Regions from separate parts of the Homo sapiens genome. Here region 1 is linked to region 2. A link is an interaction called in ENCODE POLR2A ChIA-PET data of the cell type or tissue named here. Cell type or tissue: A673. All regions are shown on one strand. Each heading gives the region's core, and the rest is flanking DNA. Links, peaks and the distances in the headings are about the cores only.

Region 1 (5,386 bases), core at 254-5,253, 65 kb before region 2:
TTTCAGATCATATCTGATAAAATACTTGTATCCAGAATAAAGAACTCTCAAAGTCCAATATGTAAAAAGGGGGATAGAGGGAAAGAGAGAGAAAAATGTGAAAACCTACTTAACAGAAGAAGATATATAGGTGAAAAATAAGCATATGAAAAGGTGTTCAACATAATTGGTTATTAGAAAAATGTGAACTAAAACCATAATGGAGATACCACTACCCATCTATTGGAATGGCTAATATTAAAAAGACTGATCATACCAAGTACTGGCAAGGATGTGGAGGAATTGCAACTCTCATTGTTGGTGGGAATGTAAAATTGTACAACTACTTTTGAAAAATTGTTTGGCAGTTTCTTAAAATGTTAAACATACACCTACCATATAATCTAGCCATTTCATTCTTAGGTAAAAATGAAAACATATATCCATACAAAGACTTGTATATAAATGTTCATAGCAGCTTTACTTATAATAGTCAGAAGCTGAAGATAACTCAAATGTCCATCAATAGGTGAATGGAGAAATGTTGATATATCATTACAACTGAATACTAGTCAGCTATAAAAAGGAATAAATTGTTGATACAACATGGATGAATTTCCAGTTGTTCCATTAATCCCATTCATTAGGATGAGTGAAAGACGCCAGATGAAAAAAAGAGTATCCATAAGCAGGAGTTGAACAATGAGAACACATGGACACCAGGAGGCAAACAACACACACCAGGGCCAGTCAGGAGGTGGGTGGCGAGGGGAAGGAGAGCATTAGGACAAATAGCTAATGCGTGCGGGGCTCAACACCTAGATGACCAGTTGATAGGTATAGCAAACCACCGTGGTGCACGTATACCTAGGTAACAAGCCTGTATGTTCTGCACTTGTATCCTGGAACTTAAAGTAAAATAATAATAATAATAATAATAAAGAAAGAAAAAAGTATCTATTGAAAGATTCCATCCATATAAAATTCTAGAAAATACAAACTGATCTATAGTAACAGAAAGCAGTAAGTACCCATGATTGCTTGGGGACAGGAGCAGGGGGATATGAGGAAGCTATGGGGAGGAATGAGAGGGAGGAATTATAAAGAGGTAGAAGAATAAATTTCATTATCTTAATTGTGATGATTTCATAGATGTATATATATATCTACTTGTATGTGAAGTCTATTACATGTCAATCCCACTTCAGTAAAAAAGGTTTTTGTTTTGTTTTTTAGAGACAGGGTCTCATTTTGTCACCCAGGCTGGAGTGCAGTGGTGGAATCATGGGTCACCACAGCCTCAAACTTCTGGGCTCAAGTGGTCCTCCTAAGTGATCCTCCTGTTTCAGCCTCCCATGTAGCTGGGACTATAGGCATCCACCACTACATCTAGAGAATTTTTTATTTTTTGTAGAGTCGAAGGTGGGGAGAGGTGTCACTTTGTTGCCCAGACTGGTCTCAAACTTCTGCCTTCAAGTGATCCGCCCACTTCAGCCTTCCAAAGCGCTGAGTTTACAGGTGTCAGCCACCACATCTGGCTGAGCAGGTTTTGCTTTGTTTTGTTTTGTTTTGTTTTTTGAGAGGAGTCTCGCTCTGTCACCCAGGCTGGAGTGCAGTGGTGCAATCTTGGTTCACTGCAAGCTCCGCCTCCTGGGTTCACCCCATTCTCCTGCCTCAGCCTCCCGAGTAGCTGGGACTATTACAGGTGCCCACCACCACGCCTGGCTAATTTTTTGTATTTTTTACTAGAGACAGGGTTTCACTGCGTTAGCCAGGATGGTCTCAATCTCCTGACCCCATGATCCGCCTGCCTCAGCCTCCCAAAGTGCTGGGATTACAGGTGTGAGCCACCATGCCTGGCCCAAGCAGGTTTTTTTTTTTTTTAAAGAATAGGCTCATTTCCTTGCAATCAGAGTTTATCTTTCACTGATGTACCTGTTTAGATATACTTCAATACTGTACTGAACACAGAACCTAGGCAGGGAACTGGGTAATGCAACAGAAGGCAAGTTATCTACTTTTGCTGGGAAACTTCCGATATTATTATTATTAATATTATTATTATTATTATTTTGAGATGGAGTTTCACTCTTGTCGTCCAGACTGGAGTGCAGGGGCGTGATCTTGGCTCACTGCAGCCTCCATCATCCGGGCTCAAGTGATTCTCCTGCCTCAGCCTCCCAAGTAGCTGGGATTACAGGTGTGTGCCACCACACCCGGATAATTTTTGTATTTTTAGTAGAGACAGGGTTTCATCATGTTGGCCAGGATGGTCTCAAACTCCTGACCTCAAGTGATCCACCTGCCTCAGGCTCCCAAAGTGCTGGGATTACAGGTGTGAGCCACTGCGCCTGGCCAAGTTTTACTTTTTTTTTTTTTTGAGATGGAATCTTGCTCTGTTGCCCAGGCTGGGGTGCAGTGGCACGATCTTGGCTCACTGCAACCTCTGTCTCCCAGATTCAAGCAGTTCTCCTGCCTCAGCCTCCTGAGTAGCTAGGATTACAGACATGCGCCACCACGCCTGGCTAATTTTTTTTGTTGTTCTTGGGGTTTTTTTTTTTCTTTTGAGACGGAGTTTTGCTCTTGTTGTCCAGGCTGGAGTGCAGTGCAGTGGCGTGGTCTCAGCTCACTGCAACCTCTGCCTCCCTGGCTCATGTGATTTTCCTACCTCAGCCTTCCAAGTAGCTGGGATTACAGGCATGAACCACCATGCCTGGCTTTTTTTTTTTTTTTTTTTTTTTTCTGAGACAGAGTTTCGCTCTTGTTGCCCAGACTGGAGTGTAGCGCCATGATATTGGCTCACTGCAACCTCTGCCTCCCGGCTCAAGCGATTCTTCTACCTCAGCCTCCCGAGTAGCTTGGCATTACAGGTATGCGCCATCACATCTGGCTAATTTTTGTATCTTTAGTAGAGACGGGGTTTCACCATGTTGGTTGGGCTGGTCGCAAACTCCTGACCTCAAGTGATCTGCCCGCCTTGGCCTACAGGGGTGAGCCACTGCGCCTGGCTGAAGTTTTACTTTTCTTAAAGAGAATTTTTTTTTTCCTGGAAAATAAGTGCTGACATCACAACTGAAGTGCTCATGCATCTTTTACTCCTTTCAGGAATACCTTGGTATGGCAAATGAATGGACACAGAGTCCATTCTTTAAAACCAATTCCATGAATGAGAGGAAGTCAATGTAAGATTGTCTTCTTAAATGATCTGTCAATGGTCAAATGTGAATGGTTTTTGAGACAATGAAGTTTGAGTTCTCTCTTGCTTAACTAGCAAATAGTGGGCCTACATACCAGGGCAACTTAAGATTTCCATTATTTTCACATCTCAAAAAAAAAAAAAGGAAAAAAAAGGGAAACGATTTAAATGTAAGTGATGACTCATATAAGTGATGACTCATATAAGGCTATTTGTAAGTTTCTTGCTTCCCAGTCGGGACTGAATAAAATCTACAACAGATGAGTCAAATTTTTAAGCTTTTTGTACCATATGCTTATATGACAACAAACTGAGAAACATTTACCTCCTTTATTCTATTCTTTTTTTTTTTTGAGACGGAGTCTCACTTCTGTTGCCCAGGCTGGAGTGCAGCAGTGCGATCTTGGCTCACTGCAAGCTCCGCCTCCCGGGTTCACGCCATTCTCCTGCCTTAGCCTCCTGAATAGCTGGGACTACAGGCGCCCGCCACCACACCTGGCTAATTTTTTGTATTTTTAGTAGAGACGGGGTTTCACGTGTTAGCCAGGATGGTCTCGAACTCCTGACCTCATGATCTGCCTGCCTCGGCCTCCCAAAGTGCTGGGATTACAGGCATGAGCCACCACGCCCGGCCCCTTTATTCTATTCTTATGATAAATTTCAAGTTTAAAGAGATTAAGCTATTTCCATAAATTTTAAAGGAATGTAAGAAAGTTTTAAGGACAAAGGTGTTGGGACATTGCAGTAAAGGTTATGAAACCTCACCGTGGGCCATGCCAGCCACATAGAAAAATGGGTTGGAAATTAAAAATATGGAGGTAGGGCCAAGCATGGTGGCTCACACCTATAATCCTAGCACTTTGGGAGGCTGAGGCAGGCAGATCACTTAAGCCCAGGAGTTCGTGACAAGCCTGGGCAACATTGTGACACCCCATCTCTACCAATCAATCATTCAATCAATAAGCTAGGCATGGTGGTGTGTGCCTGTAGTCCCAACTATTTGGGAAGCTGAGGTTGGGAGGATCACTTAATCCTGGGAGGCGGAAGTTGCAGTGAGCTGTGATGGCACCACTGCATTCCAGCCTGGACAACAGATACCTTGTCTCTCTATGCGTATGTGTGTGTATATATATGTATTTTTATACATTATATTTATATAAACATAATGTATTTCTATAATAAATATATATATTTATAAATTATATTCATATGTATATATTTTTATATATACATATAGTATACATAATATATATATGTATATATATAAATACATATGTATGGCAGTAGAATGAAGGGGATATTGAGCACATTTGAGGAGTCTCCAGGTTTCTTAGTGTGAAAGCTCCAGAACTGGGATGGGATTTGAAGCAAGTGAAAAAGGCTTGGCTTGGCTCAGTAGGGAAGGTGACAGGATTCCTGGAGAACAGGATGGAAAACAACAGAGATCTCACTGAGGCTGCGTCACTCAAATTACTTTTTCCTGCAAATCAATCCAGGTGTACAGTTTTCTCCAGCAATATCAGGAAGCCCCAGAATCAGAGGCACAAAGGTGTCTGAAGAGAGAAAAGTGTTTTGAGAAGGAAAGGCAGAGTGACAAGGGGTTGGGCAAACTGGATACAGCTGAAGACGGCTGCCCCAAGGATGGGTTTTTGTTAAAGAAAAGAAAAAAATCAATTTGGGGGCTGAGCACAGTGGCTCACATGTGTTGTCCCAGCACTTTGGGAAGTCAAGGTGGGAGGATTGCTTGAGGTTAGGAGTTCAAGGCCAGTCTGGGCAACATATAAAGACCTTGTTTTTATATTTTAAAAAAAAGTGAAAAAATAAATTTAAAAAATCAAATGTTGCAAATAATGATTAAAAATCTTATCTCACAAGAAGCTTTCCTTCATTTTTGTATGTCCCTTCTCCTTTTTGTTTATACCAGAGAAAGCTGAACTTAAAAGTTTCAGAACTGTGCTGACGCTTTTGTACACTGTCTCATTTGGTTCCTCTAAAGGGTTTTATTAAGTCACATTGTCTGTGTCAGTTTCCAGCACCAGTGTATTGATTCATTAGCTTCCCTTCATTTGCATTTAGTCTAGTAGATGGCTAGCAAGGATCAACACTTTTCTGGTCTGCTATTTCCATCTCCTTTTGTGTGAGATGTTATGTCCTTCAACAAGGTAAAATTTCATTAATAAGTATGGAAAGTTAATACAAGAATTCTGCATC
Region 2 (5,386 bases), core at 113-5,112:
ATTTTCTTTTCGATTTTAAAACTGGAGAATACATTAAAACCAGAAACTTTCAGCCTCTATAATGCCCTCAAAACTCAGCAGGTTTTGAAAATGCCTCTTCCTTCTCTTCTCCTCCCCATAATCCTGCTTATTTTTGGCATTAAGTGAGTCAGGGGTTCCAAACCCAAATACGTTTTTCAAGGCTATGTAGTCAGTGTGAATGAGAGAAGTAAATCTGTTGGGTCCTGTGCCACACTGGAGTTTCCAAGGCTGGTCTAAATGAGTTCAACTTCAGTTTTTTTGTGTTTTTTTAGAGATGGAGTCTTGCTGTGTTGCTTGAGCTGGTCTTGAACTCCCGGGCTCAAGTGATCTTCCAGCCTTGGCCTCCCAAGGTGCTAGAATTATAGGCATGAGCCACTGTGCTGGCCAATTTTTTTTTTTTTAGCCCACTGTGCTACCAGTTTGTGATCTTCACTTTAACTGTGAAAGGACTGTCAAAGATTGTACGTATAAGATTTAGTTTGAGAGCCAGGCCTGGTGGCTCATGCCTGTAATCCCAGCACTTTGGGAGGCTGAGGCGGGTGGATCACGAGGTCAGGAGATCAAGACCATCTTGGCTAACACGGTGAAACCCCGTCTCTACTAAAAATACAAATAAATTGGCCAGGCGTGGTGACGGGCGCCTGTAGTCCCAGCTACTCGGGAGGCTGAGACAGGAGAATGGGGTGAACCCGGGAGGCGGAGCTTGCAGTGAGCAGAGATCACGTCACTGCACTCCAGCCTGGGCGACAGAGCGAGACTCCTTCACCCAAAAAAAAAAAAAAAAAGTAGTTTGTCTTTCTCTTTGAAACTGAATTCATTAAACAAAAGCCTAAATAACTATACTATTACTTGTTATTTATTTATTTATTTATTTTAGACAGAGTCTTGATCTGTCAGCAGGCTGGAGTGCAGTGGTATAATCTTGGCTCACTGCAACCTCTGCCTCCCAGGTTCAAGTGATTCTCGTGCCTCAGCCTCCTGAGTAGTTGGGACTACAGGCATGCGTCACCACACCCAGCTAATTTTTGTATTTTTGGTAGAGATGGGGCTTCACCATATTGGCCAGGCTGGTCTAGAACTCCTGACCTCAAGTGATCCACCCACCTCAGCCTCCCAAAGTGCATAAGTGCTGGGATTACAGGTGTGAGCCACCACACCCAGCCTACTACATATTCTTTTAGACCCAGCTGAAATATCACGTAATTGCTGAAGGCTCCTGAACTCTTCCAGATCAGGGATTGATTTTCCTCATTTTAAGATTGTCATGACAACTGTAGTATTGATAACTGTATTTTATTTTATTTTATTTTTTTTGAGACAGAGTGTTGCTCTGTCACCCAGGCTGGAGTGCAATGGCACGATCCTGGCTCACTGCAAACTTAGCCTCCTGCGTTCAAGCAATTCTCGTGCCTCAGCCTCCCAAGTAGCTGGGATTACAGATGTGCACCACCAAACACCTGGAATTAGTCTGGCTAATTTTTGAAGTTTTAGTGGAGATGGGGTTTCCCCATCTTGGCCAGGCTGTTCTCGAACTCCTGCCTCAAGTGATCCACCTGCCTTGGCCTTCCAAAGTGCTGGGATTACAGGTGTGAGCTACCGCACCCGGCTTATTAACCAATTTTTAATGTTCAGCACAACTTGATCATGATGTACAATGTCTTTTTTATGTTATGTGTTGATGGAGTCAAATTACCGATATTTTGGTTCAGTTTTTTCAATAAGAGATCAGGCTATTTTCTGATTTTCATTCTGTTTTTTTCTTTGATCTGTATGTATTTATAAGTGTCTCTTATTTTCAAATAGGTTTTTTCTAGTTATCTTTTTGTAACGGATTTATAGATTATACATTGTGGTTAAAGAATATGGTCTATAGGCTGGGCACGGTGGCTCACACCTGTAATCCCAGCACTTTGGGAGGCTGAGGCAGGGGGATCACTTGAGGTCATGAGTTCAAGACCAGCCTGGCCAACATGGTGAAACCCTGTCTCTACTAAAAATACAAAAAAAATTTAGCCGGGCATGGTGGTGGGTGCCTGTAATCCCAGCTACTAGGGAGGCTGAGGCAGGAGAATCGCTTGAACCCGGGAGGTGGAGGTTGCAGTGAGCCGAGATAGTGCCACTGCAATCCAGCCTGTGCAACAGAGGGAGACTCCGTCTCAAAAACAAAAACAAAAAACAAACGAAAACACACACACGCAAAGAATACGGCCTACATGCACTTTCAGTCCTTTGGAAATTGTTGGTATTTATTTGCCATTTGGCCTAGTTTACCCAGATTCCACAGGTTGTTAATGTTGTACAATTGCGTCTTCTCTTTCTCACTTCACCCATCTATGTAATTTTTCTGAATCATTTGAGAAATAAGTTGCAAACATAATGCTGTATTACCCATAAATCAGGGTGTGTTTCCTGAAAACAAGGATACTCTCCTATAAAATCAGGAAATAAATATTGATATAATACTGCCATCTGATTCACAGACCCTACTCAAATTTCACTGATCTTCCAATTATGTCTTTTATAGCAAAAACAAAACAACAGAAACCAACAAAATTCCCTCAAGAAAACAAAAGCAGAAAAACTTCCCTTTCCCCTTCACTTATTTCTGATTCAGGGACCATTCAGGATTATGCCTTGCGTTTAGTTGTCATGTCTGTTCAGTCTCTTTTAATCTAGAATAGTTCTCAGTCTTTCCTTATTTTCAGTGATCCTAATATTTTTGAAGAGTAGAGAATTATTTTGTAGCAAGTCCCACAATTTGGGTTAGTCTGATGTTTCCTTTTGAATAGATTTAGGTTATGCATTTGTGGCAGGAATACCAAAGACACGATATTATGTTCTTCTCACTGCATCGTATCAAGAGGTTCATGTCAATTTGTCCAATTACTGGTTATGTTTAATTTTACCACTTGGTTAAGATGTTGGCTGGCAAGTTTTTGTAAAATTAGTTTAGAGGTATTTCATACTTACTGGTTAGTAAGTAATAATGCATTTTGTGGGGTGATGCTTTGAGACTATATAAATAGCTTATTTCTCATCAAATTTTTGCTTGCTAGTTTTACCATCCATTGGTGATTTGTGCCTGAATCAGTTATTATAGTGGTTGCTAGATGGTAAATTTAAAAAATTTCATTATTTCTTCTGAATTCATCACTTGGCATTTCTTTTTTTTTTTTTTTTTTTTTGAGACGGAGTCTCGCTTTGTCACCCAGGCTGGAGTGCAATGGCGTGATCTCGTCTCACTGCAACCTCTGCCTCCCAGGTTCACGTGATTCTGCCACCTCACCCTCCCAAGTAGCTGGGGTTACAGGCACCCGCCATCATGCCCTACTAATTTTTGTATTTTTAGTTGAGATGGGGTTTCACCATGTTGGCTAGGCTGGTCTTGAACTCTTGACCTCAGATGATCTGCCCACCTTGGCCTCCCAAAGTGCTGGGATCACAGGCTTGAGCCACCGTGCCCAGCCAATCACTTGCTATTTCACTCTAAGGAAAAGCTTTCTCTCTCTGGTTTTTGTCTTTGTTTTTGTTTGTTTAAAAATCTTTTAAACATATGAGCACAGCCTCATTGATTCTTATTTTGTTCCTTTTTCATGTATTTTTTGATATTCAAATTGTCCCAAATTTGGCCAGTGGGAACCCTTTCAGGCTGGCTCCTGTGTCCTTTTTCCATGTCCTCATCATTCTTTTTTTTTTTTTTTTTTTTTTTGAGACAGAGTTTTGCTCTTGTTGCCCAGGCTGGGGTGCAATGGCGTGCTCTTTGTTCACTGCAACCTCCACCTCCCAGGTTCAAGCGATCCTCCTGCCTCAGCCACCCAAGTAGCTGGGATTGTAGGCACCTGCCACCACACCTGGCTAATTTTTCTATTTTTGTTTTTATTTTTTTTATTTTTTGAGACGGAGTCTTGCTCCGTCGCCCAGGCTGGAGTGCAGTGGCGCGATCTCGGCTCACTGCAAGCTCCGCCTCTCGGGTTCACGCCATTCTCCTGTCTCAGCCTCCAGGCATGCGCCACCATGCCCGGCTAATTTTTTTGTATTTTTAGTAGAGACGGGGTTTCACTGTGTTAGCCAGGATGGTCTCGATCTCCTGACCTTGTGATCCGCCCACCTCGGCCTCCCAAAGTGCTGGGATTACAGGCGTGAGCCACCGCGCCTGGCAATTTTTCTATTTTTAGTGGAGACAGGATTTCACCATGTTGGTCAGGCTGGTCTCGAACTCCTGACCTCAGGTGATCCGCCCGCCTTGGCTTCCCAAAGTGCTGAGATTATAGGCATGAGCCACCACGCCTGGTCATGTCCCCATCATTCTTTGATCACTTTTTTTCTTACTTTTTGGAATAATAAGATTTTCTGTGGGCTGGGCGAGGTGGCTCACGCCTATAATCCTAGCACTCTGGGAGGCCGAGGCTGGTGGGTCACCTGAGGTCTGGAGTTCGAGACCAGCCTGGCCAACATAGTGAAACCTTGTCTCTACTAAAAATATAAAAATTAGCCGGGCATAGTGGCACACACCTGTAGTCCCAGCTGCTAGGGAGGCTGAGGCAGGAGAATTGCTTGAACCCGGGAGGCGGAGGTTGCAGTGAGCTGAGATTGCGCCACTGCACTCCAGCCTGGATGACAGGGCGAGACTCCGTCTCAAAAAAAAAAAATTTCTGGGCTCATCTTTACTTTTGTTATCTCAGTCGTGGAATCAATAATTTTATCAGGGAACCCTGGTTCCTTTTATTAGTGAATGTACTTAGAAAATAAAATATGTGCACTACTAGATATGTTCTTTCTATTGGGGTGTTCTTCCTTTTAGGCTCTATGTGAGGAGAGAACTAGAATATTGTTTTAAAATGTACCAGGTAATCCCAGCACTTTGGTAGGCTGAGGCAGGCAAGGCTGGCAGATCACTTGAGATCAGGAGTTCGAGACCAGCTTGGCCAACATGATGAAACCCCATCTCTACCAAAAAACACAAAAAGTAGCCAGGCGTGGTGACACGCACCTATAGTCCTAGCTAGAGTGAGATAGAGTGAGACCCTGACTTAAAAAAATAAACAAATAAATAAAATATACTGGAATTTAATTTATAGGTATGAATGACACAGAGAGGCCAATATTATTGAAAATGTGTTACTCACAGTTCTTCTGAAACAGCAGGCGCACCATACTATGCAGGACCACATGGGGAAGCACCAGGGTGGGTCAGGAGGCAGAAGGAACCAGAGGAAAGGATGGGTGAGTTTTTTTTTTGTTAAAGTGCTAGAAAGTTGTTAGGTGGGACATCCCCTATTGAGCAGAAAGAGAAACACAAATGTTGAGATTTGTGGTTGGACGGTTTGTAATATGATTTTTGTGTAGCCTCAAAAACACAGAGATG

The links. Peaks named below come from ENCODE experiments on the same cell type or tissue, not always from the same donor. Only the 100,000 strongest peaks of a DNase experiment are listed, where the experiment ranks them.
Region 1: POLR2A ChIA-PET joins it to region 2 with 14 read pairs; 5 of 35 experiments call an interaction of 5 or more read pairs at or near these places.

What each region holds. Positions count from the first base shown.
Region 1 is chr20:2,828,813-2,834,198 of GRCh38, forward strand. No RefSeq gene overlaps it. Among named protein-coding and RNA genes, the nearest start is that of PCED1A, 9.1 kb to the right of the region's middle. RefSeq lists an enhancer at 3,156-3,656. In A673, for the core only: no CTCF peak of the experiment used is centred there; a DNase peak (open chromatin) is centred at 3,369.
Region 2 is chr20:2,894,200-2,899,585 of GRCh38, forward strand. The region is part of intron 1 of PTPRA (protein tyrosine phosphatase receptor type A); the gene reads left to right. Among named protein-coding and RNA genes, the nearest start is that of PTPRA, 23 kb to the left of the region's middle. In A673, for the core only: no CTCF peak of the experiment used is centred there; no DNase peak of the experiment used is centred there.